Regions from separate parts of the Homo sapiens genome. Here region 1 is linked to region 2. The links are chromatin loops, found by intact Hi-C in ENCODE. Cell type or tissue: K562. All regions are shown on one strand. Each heading gives the region's core, and the rest is flanking DNA. Links, peaks and the distances in the headings are about the cores only. Region 1 has its middle 34 kb from the start of LGALS8. Region 2 has its middle 42 kb from the start of EDARADD.

Region 1 (5,379 bases), core at 282-5,281, 140 kb before region 2:
AATCTACATAAAATAACTCATCAGAGACAGTGATTGACATAATCTTTAATTTTGTAGCACCCATTATTAGAGTTTAAAATAATCTGTACTTATTTAGAAGCAAAACATAAAATCATACAGGTGATAACACGAAGTCAGCTTAAAAAGTACAGCACAAAGATGTATAAACAGTATCACAAAGATTTAGGAGCTCAAGAGCCTCACCTTGGTCAGCTGAGGAACATCCTCCATGAAGCTTCGGGGACCTGCCTCAGGGGAAGATTCAGGGGTCACTGGGCTGTTACACAAAATAGAAGAGCATGGCTCAGTTCAGGATGTCCGGGGGAGCTACCCTCTTGTACATTTGCAAAAGCGCTGATAAGCTCAATCGTTTCATTTCAAGTGGCACTGTGCATTGCTTTGATCTCTTCAACGGTGGAGCTGATTTCTAGGAGGCATCCCCAGCTAAACACAGCCACTAGACCCATGCCTCACAGCCCCCGCAGCCACAGGAAGAAAGAAAACAGGCTCTCCCTCACCTTGGTTCTTCTGGTCTAGGTGGTGAGCACCCTGAGGGGCAGCAGCCACCGGCCCAGGGGTGCCAGCAGGCCCAGAGTGTGGCCCAGCATCTCAGCCACGATCCTCTGTAAACACAGGGGAAGGAAGCAAGACTTGCCCTCATCCATTTACAACCAAGTCCACAGGGTTCAGAAGGTAGAGATCAGAGAAGAAATGGAGGTGAATGTTGCTACTGCCTTGGGCTCATGTAGATAAGCTGTGTTTCAATTCAAAGAGTAGAAAATGATTTTAGCATTATTAGGACTAAAGTGTCATTAAGGATGAAAGACAAGGCCAGATGCGGTGGTTCATGCCTATAATCCCAGCATTTTGGAAGGCCGAGATGGGTGGATCAACTGATGTTGGGAGTTCGAGACAAGCCTGGCCAACATGGTGAAACCCCGTCTCTACTAAAAATTAGCCAGCCTTGGTGGCAAACACCTGTAATCCCAGCTACTCTGGAGGCTGACGCATGAGAATTGCTTGAACCTGACAGGCGGAGGTTGCAGTGAGCCGAGATGTCGCCACTGCACTCCAGCCTGGGTGACAGAGCGAGACTCTGTCTCAAAAAAAAAAAGAAACACAAGCGAACAAATTGCTTCTGCATAGTCAGGGAAAAAGGAAGCCCGTGGCAGGGAGAGGAAGGCCGTCGGCATACGGAGGAAATCTGATTTGATAAATGAGTGCATGGCTCGAAAACAAGCGACACGAAATAATGACACGGACCCAAAGGAGAGGAAAATTATAAAACAAGGAGAGCAGAAGTGGAAAGAGATGTGATAAGAAGGATAGTCTCCTCAAAACTAGATAAAACATTTACTCATCTAAAAGAGAAAGGAAGGGGGAAGAAAATCTCCTAGACCTTACTTATTAATATTGTACTTAAAAGAACATATTTTTGCATTGCACATTATAGAGGAAGGGGCAAGGATAGTGCTCTGGGTCAATATTTGCTGTAACTATGAACTTTGTCCTTTAACATGACAGCTACCTTTGGTCACAGCCGCTTCCTTGGATGCTAAATTGAAAGGGAAAGAGACCAAAAGTGCACAAAGGGCTAAGCCTAAAACTACAGGAAGAAAGCATCCTGCCGAGTGTTAAAAATAATTCCCAGAGTATGGAACTGTTATTGGAGCTGGCTGGTCACACATTGGATCCGAATGACAGGGTGAAGTAGCGATGAACACATCCACGGGACGGGGACCTTCATTTCAATTATGGCGGCCTCGTTCTGCTTATATGTGCTCATTTGTAAAACAGCCCCACTCTTCCTATCTTCCAGTGGGGCTACTTGCAAGGCTTTTAGCATACAACCAAGAATTATTTTTTAATTTTAATTTTTATTTATTTATTTTTGAGACGGAGTCTCGCTCTGTAGCCCAGGCTGGAGTGCAGTGGCACGATTTCGGCTCACCGCAACCTCCACCTCCCGGGTCCCGGTTCAGGCAATTCTCCTGCCTCAGCCTCTCGAGTAACTGGGATTACAGGAATGTGCCACTATGCCCAGCTAAGTTTTGTATTTTTAGTAGAGCCGGAGTTTCACCATGTTGGCCAGGCTGGTCTTGAACTCCTGACCTCGTGATCCGCCCGCCCTGGACTCCCAAAGTACTGGGATTACAGGCGAGCCACCGCGCCTGGCCAAGAATTAATATTAATAAAAGGCTGGTCCTGGGCTGGTTTTAGGATGTCAGCCCAGCCAGAAAGGATGTGTATAGATGTTATATTCCAGCAGGGGGCAGTACCACATAAAAATAACTCTTAAGGAAAATCCAGGTCTGCTACCACATATTTTCCATGTTGTTGAATAATAATTATTTAGTGCCGTAAAAATAGGTGACTTGTTCATACAATTGATCTTTTGAGTACTGGTGGGAAATCCCAGGACCATGTAAGCCCTAACAATGTAAAAGTCACGTGCCTTCTTTGAGTCTCCCTCCTGTGTGAGTCCTCCTGTGTGTAGATGTGTCGGGGAGTGTGGCTTTCCTTTCTGTGTGTGTAGTAATTTGCTATTGCAACCAAGGAAATGCATATTACATAGGACCTCATCAACTACCATTATAGATGAAAGTTTTGTTTAAGAGAATATACCCTAGATTTTTCTCTTTTTAAAATAGAGACAGAATTCTCACTGTGTTGCCCAGGGTGGTCTCAAACTCCTGATCTCAAGTGACCCTCCCGCCCTCAGTCTCCCAAAGTGCTGGGATTACAGGCATGAGCCACCACATCCAGCCCTGTAATTTAGCTAAAGATATTTCATTCTAGGCTGGGAATGGTGGCTCCCGCCTGTAATCCCAGCACTTTGGAGGCTAAGGTGGGAGGATCACTTGAGGCCAGGAGTTTGAGACCAGCTTGGACAGCATAGCTAAACCCCATCTCTACCAAAAAAAAAAAAAAAAATTGCTGGGTGTGCTTGTATACGACTGCAGTTTCCATTACTTGGGAGGCTGAGGCAGGAGGATTCCTTGAGCCCAGGAGGTTGAGGCTGCAGTGAGCTATAATTTCACCACTGCACTCCAGCCTGGGCAACAGAGCAAGACCCTGCCTCAAAAAATAATAAAGAAAAATAAAAAATAGATTTCTAATAGCAAAAGGACCTCATCATTAGCAGTTAAGTTTATAATATACCCAATTTAACATGGATCCCTACGGACAGAAGTAAAAGTATTAATAAACTTAAATTTTAACAATGATTTGATCAATTAGTTATAATATCCTACCTTTCCACTCTCTCCTTTGTAAAGTATCGGCATGCTTATGCTATTACAGTACTCATTTGCTATAAATTAACTTTAAATTAAATGATTTTGCATTGTTACACAATTGATTGATACTTGTATTTCAGTTGGGAATTACTGTTTGATATTTTTGTATGCAACATAGATATAAATCATACTACACTTAGTCAAAGTCTGGACTCTGAAGGAACTTTAAAAATCTTTTGATTAAATTTCTCTCTGTTAATGGTATGCTCCTACTCATCAAAAATTTTCATAAACTCCAGTCATTACAGATGTCAACATGTGCAAGAAACAGTACAGTCAAATTATAACAGCAAATTTATATCAACTCTTTTGTTTGTTTTTTTTGAGATGGCACTCTGTCTCTCCCAGGTTGGAGTGCAGTGGCATGATCTTGGCTCACTGCTGCCTCCCGTATTCAAGTGATTCTCCTGTCTCAGCCTCCCCAGTAGCTGGGACTATAGGTGTGCACCACCATACCCAGCTAACTTTGTATTTTTAGTAGAGATAGGTTTTCACTATGTTGGCCAGGTTGGTCTCGAACTCCTGACCTCAGGTGATCCACCCGCCTTGGCCTCCCAAAGTGTTGGGATCACAGGCGTGAGCCACCGTGCCCAGCCAACTCTCCTATTAAAAAAAAAAAAAGAAAGAAAAGGAAATTTTTCCACCCTGGAACTTCCCCATGCAATTATAATAGGAATTAAAATAGAATGATAAGGATGTTCAAAGCTTTCCTAGCCATGCTAGCAATGAGATGATAATAAATCCAGTGTTAGACATGACTAGCAATCAGGACTCTGGAAATAATGATATCAAAATGAAAGACAAGTGGGACGTACGCTGTGGTCCTACGTTTTTCCTGCTGTTCCTGCTATTCCTGAATTTAAGGGTAAAGGCGCACACTCAACTCTGCCCGTATCTTATCTGCCTGAAGCCTGCAAATCAGCAAATGTCATCTTGCTTGACGTTTTTGGTCCATCTCAAGGGAGGAAAGTTCCACTGACACTCGTGAACAATAGCTGTGTCTGAGATGAGATGGTATGTTCGGTTTACAGTCAGTTTTGAGACTGCACTTTTGTGGTTGGAATTTTGGAAACATGCCCCCTAGAAGCTGTGCTCACTAAATTTTCCAAATTTTAAATTTATAATTTAAGAACATTTTACTATTTTTATTTATGTTTGCTGCTGTGGCCCCTTCGGAGGCAGTTAGAAGCCCACGTCTTGGGCTGCTGTCCCAGGCCACCGAGAATGGCCTTGTGGCTTTCAGTAGAGCAGGGCTTCCTCTGAGCAGAGGACTTGAGTGAAGTCTAGGAAAGGACGGGGGCGGGAAGGAGGGCGGGCAGGGGGTGGGGGCAGGTGCTATTTCTGTTTTGGTTTTTTGAGATGGAGTCTCACTCTGTCGCCCAGGCTGGAGTGCATGGCACGATCTTGGCTCACTGCAACCTCCACCTTCCCAGTTCAAGCAGTTCCCTGTCTCAGCCTCCGGAGTAGCTGGGACTACAGGCACCCGCTACCACGCCTGGCTACTTTTTGTATTTTTAGTAGAGACGGGGTTTCACCATCTTGGCCAGGCTGGTCTTGAACTCCTGACCCCGTGATCCACGCGCCTCGGCCTCCCAAAGTGTTGGGATTACAGGCGTGAGCCACCGTGCCCGGCCCGGCAGGTGCTATTTCAATGCCCTTCTTCCCCAGGGTGCCCTTTCTTCTTGCCAGGCCTCTGCCTTTTGTCAGTCTGAGGTGGAGGAGTCTCTTGAAATGAGAGAAATCTTCCCATCCCCCTCCACCGGGATGAAGGCTTGGGGTGGGGGTGGAGGTCCCACCTGTTCTTCCATCTTTTCTGTCTCTGTCTGGGGGAGGCGGAGGCTCAGAGGTGGGAGGAGGAAAGAGCAGGCTGAGGAGAGGTATAGAAAGGGGTTTTCCCTTCCACCCTCCTCCCCTTTCCCTCTCCCACTGCCTGGATGGTGGCCGTAGACTGTGCAGGCTGGTGTTAGGCTGAGGTGACAAGTGGGCCTGGGTGGAAATGGGGGAAGGAAGGGGCTTTCTGGAGGCACTTGGCCAGGCAGTCGTGCGCAAGAAGATTGTCACCCTGAGATCCAGTCTTTGC
Region 2 (5,379 bases), core at 181-5,180:
CAGAGCATGCACAGGATGCATTAGCAAAACATCAAAGAGAGATTAGAGAGGGCTAACAGTCTAACACACAAATACATTTTGAAGCTAGTCATGGTTTGAACATGTCTTAATCTAGGATAAAAGAGTGACAGAAAAAGAAGTGATGGAATGAGTGAAAGTACTTTGAAAAATACACAAGTGGATGACAACAAGAGGAAGAAAATAACAATCACAACAGCAACGTAGCAGTAAATATGGGCCATCTACTTCACTCAATTCAGATATACTGAATGTATTTCATATTGTATTGTTTCTCACTTAGTCTTTAAAACTAATCTATGAGATGTATGGTCCAAAAGACCACCAGGATGGCTTAACAGTAGAAAGGAGAGCTTTGTGATATCGGTTTGCAAACCAGGAAGAGACAGTTTTGGCATGTAATAAAGGTGCTTTCTCTTCAAAGAGGGAAAGGGCAGGATGGTTTTTGTGCCTCACAGGGTCTGTATTACACAATAGTCATATATATTCAGGTTTTGGAGGAAAGCTGTACATATTTATGAGGGGAGCCAAATGCATGCACAATGGCTACACATATATGTAATATCCATCCCATGTTCACTTTGGGGAAGGGTTTTGGCTTTAAACTGAGATGGAATTTGGCTCTTTACGTTAAAGGTGACCTACAGGACACAGAGATAATTTGTGTGTGCAGTCTCTACAATTTGCTGAAACTGGCTTGAGGTTGGCAGTTACTTATCAGGAAAGTGTTTCTAAGGCCAGGTCTCTGTCCAATCAGGGCTGTAGTGGTCTGGATTGTACATCAGACTTAGGAAGTGTCTGACAATTTGCCTGATAATTCCTACTGTTAGGGAGTTTAGCAAGAGTGTGGTTTTTCTTGTAGCCACAGGAATTTAGGAAATTGCCATGCCAGCTGAGCCCTGAACCCTTCATTCGTTGGTAACTTTTGTTTCTGTAACCTAAAGGTTTGTCTTAGTTGATAAAGGGATGCCAACTTGGCTCTCCCAGATCACAGATGTTATCATCATCTTATGGCTGGGGAACCTGAGGCTCAGAGAGTTTAATTAATTTGTCCAAGGTCACAGAGCCAAGAAGGGAGAATGCTGGATTCGAACCCAAGTATATCTGACATTCTATATTCTAGCCTTTTCCCTCATTCTGATATTTTCTCTGAAAACCCCTGGGTTTATCCTGGCACTTTCATGTGTGTAAGTCATTTGTGCACAAGCCAAGGTTTGTTTCCTGGGTAGGCGCTGCAATACCTACTTGGTATTTGAGGTCAGTACATTATAGGAATAAATTGTGCTGTGTCTAGGCTTTTAAGTATCTAAATGATTGAGAGTTCATCTTCAAAGGAGAAAATAGCCTTATAAAACAGGATTACAAAGGCAAGGCTTAGTGTCTTAGAATCCCTAAGCCTCGCAACCCGAAGAGCAGAAGAGAAAAAATGTCTCCAGCTACAAGAGAACTAACGAGCTTTAAATGAAAGAGCTAGAGTCACATTTTCCCCTGAACTCCCATAGATACATGAATACAAATCTGTCTTTTCTCTTGCAAAAAAAAACTTTTTTTTTAAGGAAAGAGCTGTCATTTTGCTAAGCAACACCAGAAGCTGATTATCTGGTGCCTGTTCTGGGTAAAAGGTAGAAAAGCCAAATGATGAAAAGATGCCACCTCATTTAACAACTAAAATATTACACACAGTCGAGTAACTACCAAATAGGGTCCATTTAAACACCAACCTTAGTCCAATATCTTTTTTTTTTTTTTTTTTTTGGAGTTGGAGTCTCGCTCTGTTGCCCAGGCTGAAGTGCAGTTGTGCGATCTTGGCTCACTGCAACCTCCGCCTCCCGGGTTCAAGTAATTATCTGCCTCAGCCTCCTGAGTAGCTGGGATTACAGGTGCCCACCACCACGCCCGGCTAATTTTTGTATTTTAGTAGAGACAGGGTTTCACCATGTTGGCCAGGCTGGTCTTGAACTCCTGACCTCGTCATCCACCTGCCCTGGCCTCCCAAAGTGCTGGGATTACAGGTGTGAGCCACCGCGCCTGGCTGTCCAACATCTTAATGTAACATCTCCTTGTGTAAGCAGTCACCTCATGCACAGTGGGTGTCCAATAATCCTACAAACTCAGAGCTAGAACGACTTTTACCACCACTTATCATAGCTGTGTGCAGATACAGATAAGGGAGACCAGGAGGGGAAGAGTTTGCCCAAGGTCACACAGTTCTCTCCTGCAGAGCTGAAACAAATCCCAGGTCTGTGGGGGATGAGAGGTAACAACCCTGGCCTGTGAAGTGAGGCTGCCTCAGTTCAAGGCTGGAGTCCTGTGACAATCCCAAGAAAGGATGAGCCATGAGGCATGTGGTGTGCTTGCCCTAAATTCACTACTGTTAGTACCATTATTACTGTTAGATAATTTGTTGTTGTTGTTTTTTTTTTAGAGACGGAGTCTTGCTCTGTTGCCCAGGCTCAAGTGCCATGGCATGGTCATAGCTCACTGCAGCCTTGAACTCCTGGACTCAAGTGATCCTTCTGCCTCAGCCTCCCGAGTAGCTGGCACTACATGCACACACCACTGCACCTGGCTTATTTATTTATTTATGAGATGGAGTTTTACTCTGTCGCCCAGGCTGGAGTACAGTGGCACAATCTTGGCTCACTGCAACCTCCACCTTCCAGGTTCAAGCGATTCTCCTGCCTCAGCCTCCCCTGTAGCTGGGATTACAGGTGCCCACCACCACGCCCGGCTAATTTTTGTATTTTTAGTAGAGACAGGGTTTCACCATGTTGGCCAGGCTGGTCTTGAACTCCTGACCTCGAGTGATCCACCCGCCTTGGCCTCCCAAAGTGCTGGGATTACAGGCGTAAGCCACCACACCTGGCCCTGGCTAATTTATTTTATTTCTTGTAGATATGGGGTTCTTGCTTTGTTGCCCAGGCTGATCTTGAACTCTTGGCTTCAAATGATCCTCCTGCCTAGACCTCCCAAAATGCTGGGATTATAGGCACGAGCCACTGAACCCAGTCTATTAGATAAAATTTACGGGAGGCTATTGGTTTAGACTGAGCTCCTGCACTTGGCTCAACAGACCAAACTAAAATGGAGCCATTCATGCTGAAGTTCCACACCACCAAGCCAAACCTAAGTTGTTTATCTGATCTTCCAAGAAATCAGGAGAGACAGAGATAATAACCTAACCAATAACTAAAAGGCCAGTTTTAGCGGGCATTGAGACGGAAATAATACAGGGTGGTCATAGGAGAATAGAATATTCTAGGCGGCAGTTTCACATGAGCAGCCAAAGGAAACTGTAAATAGCTACAGAAGCTATGGGCTGATAAGACCCTGAAAAAACCAGGGTGTGGGCCAAGCTGGCTAAGACTGACTGGACCCAACATGGCACTGGAGTGACCTAGGTTTCACCTGGGACCTCATTATACACTCATTAACATACCAAACACACACCCCCCAGCGCCATGACAGTTCTGGGAACATCCATATTTGGTGTAAAAATGAGTGGCACCACAGTTCCGAGAAACCTCCACCTTTTTCCAGGAATTCTCATGAATATTCAGCCCCTTGATTAAAAAAACCCATAAAGGTAGCACCCCCAAACCCCCTTGTGTGTGACTCTCTAGTGAGTACACATACATTCCCTTTTCTTGAGTGTATACTTTTCACTCTGCAATAAATCTCCCTGTTTTCACTATTTCCTCACTCATTCTTTTTTTTTTTTTTTTGAGACAGAGTCTCGCTCTGTTGCCAGGCTAGTGTGCAGTGGGGTGATCTCGGCTCACTGCAACCTCTGCCTCCTGGGTTCAAGCGATTCTCCTGCCTCAGCCTCCCGAGTAGCTGGGATTACAGGCATGCGCCACCACGCCCGGCTAATTTTTGTATTTTTAGAAGAGATGGGTTTTCACCATGTTGGCCAGGATGGTCTCTATCTCTTGATCTGCCTGCCTTGGCCTCCCAAAGTGCTGGGATTATAGGCATGAGCCACCGCGCCCAGCCTCCTCATTCATCCTTGAATTCCTTATTGAGAGGGTGTCAAGAGCCTGGACACCGGCCACGGTCAAGGTCCCACTGGTATTTGGAGACCTCCTCTGGCCCACCGGTATCAACATGATAAGGAAGCCCCCTCTGCTTTAACCTGTCTACCTAAAAGGAAGAGGCTGAGGCAAAATTAATGTAAATAGTTTATTTGGGCCAAGCTTGAGATTGCTTCCCGAGAGCATAGATTCAAGCTGCCCAGTGAATATTCACTGGGACTAGTAACAATTACAAGTAGGGTTTTAAAATTTTGTTTTGTTTAGAGATGGGGTCTCACCGTCGCCTAGGCTGGAGTGCAGTGGTGTAATCATGGCTCACCACAGCCTTCAATTCCTGGGCTCCAGCAATCCTCCTGCCTCCGCCTCCCAAGTACTTGGGAATGCAGGGACCTACTACCTTGAGGTTTTTAAAGGAAAAGAAGAGGCAGTTCCTAAATTGTTTACCAAGATTTCACATTAAAATAATATAAGCTATTGATTGGCTATACATTATTCTTTGTATCACAAATTCCAGGAACAGGAAGACACTGGGTGAGGCAGCTAGTCAGGAACAAAATTACCTTAAACAATTGACCCCAGGTATGGGGCAGGGGAGGGCTGGAGGCAGGCATGACTGAAGTCTCACACTCCTGTCTCTCTGGTCCCGAGTACTTTACAGAGCTCAGAATGCTTGGAGCTATTTTTCTTCTCTCAAAGCTGTAGGAGGAAAATAACTTTGAAAGGACCAATCTGCTTTTTGTTCTCAGCTTCTACTAATACTTTCCTCAGCCTTTTTCTGTCTACCAAGCCAACCGCCTCTGCTCAGCTCAACAGAACTCTCATTCTGTCCCAGCCTGGTGGCTCACGCCTATAATCCCAGCACTTTGGGAGGCCGAGGCGGGAGGATGACCTGAGGTCAGGAGTGCGAGACCAGCCTGGCAAACTTGGTGAAAACCTGTCTCTACTAAAAATACAAAAAATAAAATAAAAAATTAGCTGGGTGTGGTGGCACACACCTGAGGACTAAGACCTGATTTTTTGTTTTAATCTTGCCCAAATTCCTATCTAAGGGATATGCCCTACAAACCATAAATTCTCATCACATGGGTTTTATTTGACCCTATATATCATGACTTACTTTCCAATCTGACCCTGGCATAACAAGGAAGAAAATCAAAATATTTTACCCCAAAACGTGTTTCTCTGCCACATCTTGAAATAGCCCTGCAAAGCCATCCCTTGTGGGAAAAATCCACATCTACAGAGAATCCTCTTTCCCCCTTTTCTTCATTGTTCTTTTTTGTTTTTGTTTTTTTGAGACAGGGTCTCACTCTGTCGCCAGGCTAGA

Evidence for each region. Hi-C counts contacts between places; a loop is a spot of excess contacts. Peaks named below come from ENCODE experiments on the same cell type or tissue, not always from the same donor. Only the 100,000 strongest peaks of a DNase experiment are listed, where the experiment ranks them.
Region 1: a loop joins it to region 2, with 2.7 times the contacts of the local background. A loop is called at or near these places in 1 of 110 quality-filtered maps.

What each region holds. Positions count from the first base shown.
Region 1 is chr1:236,486,981-236,492,359 of GRCh38, reverse strand. No RefSeq gene overlaps it. Among named protein-coding and RNA genes, the nearest start is that of LGALS8, 34 kb to the left of the region's middle. In K562, for the core only: a CTCF peak has its summit at 2,272 (motif pointing right); a DNase peak (open chromatin) is centred at 2,239; H3K27me3 peaks cover 890 bases.
Region 2 is chr1:236,350,073-236,355,451 of GRCh38, reverse strand. It overlaps a transcript of EDARADD not described here. Among named protein-coding and RNA genes, the nearest start is that of EDARADD, 42 kb to the left of the region's middle. In K562, for the core only: no CTCF peak of the experiment used is centred there; DNase peaks (open chromatin) are centred at 761, 2,181 and 3,501.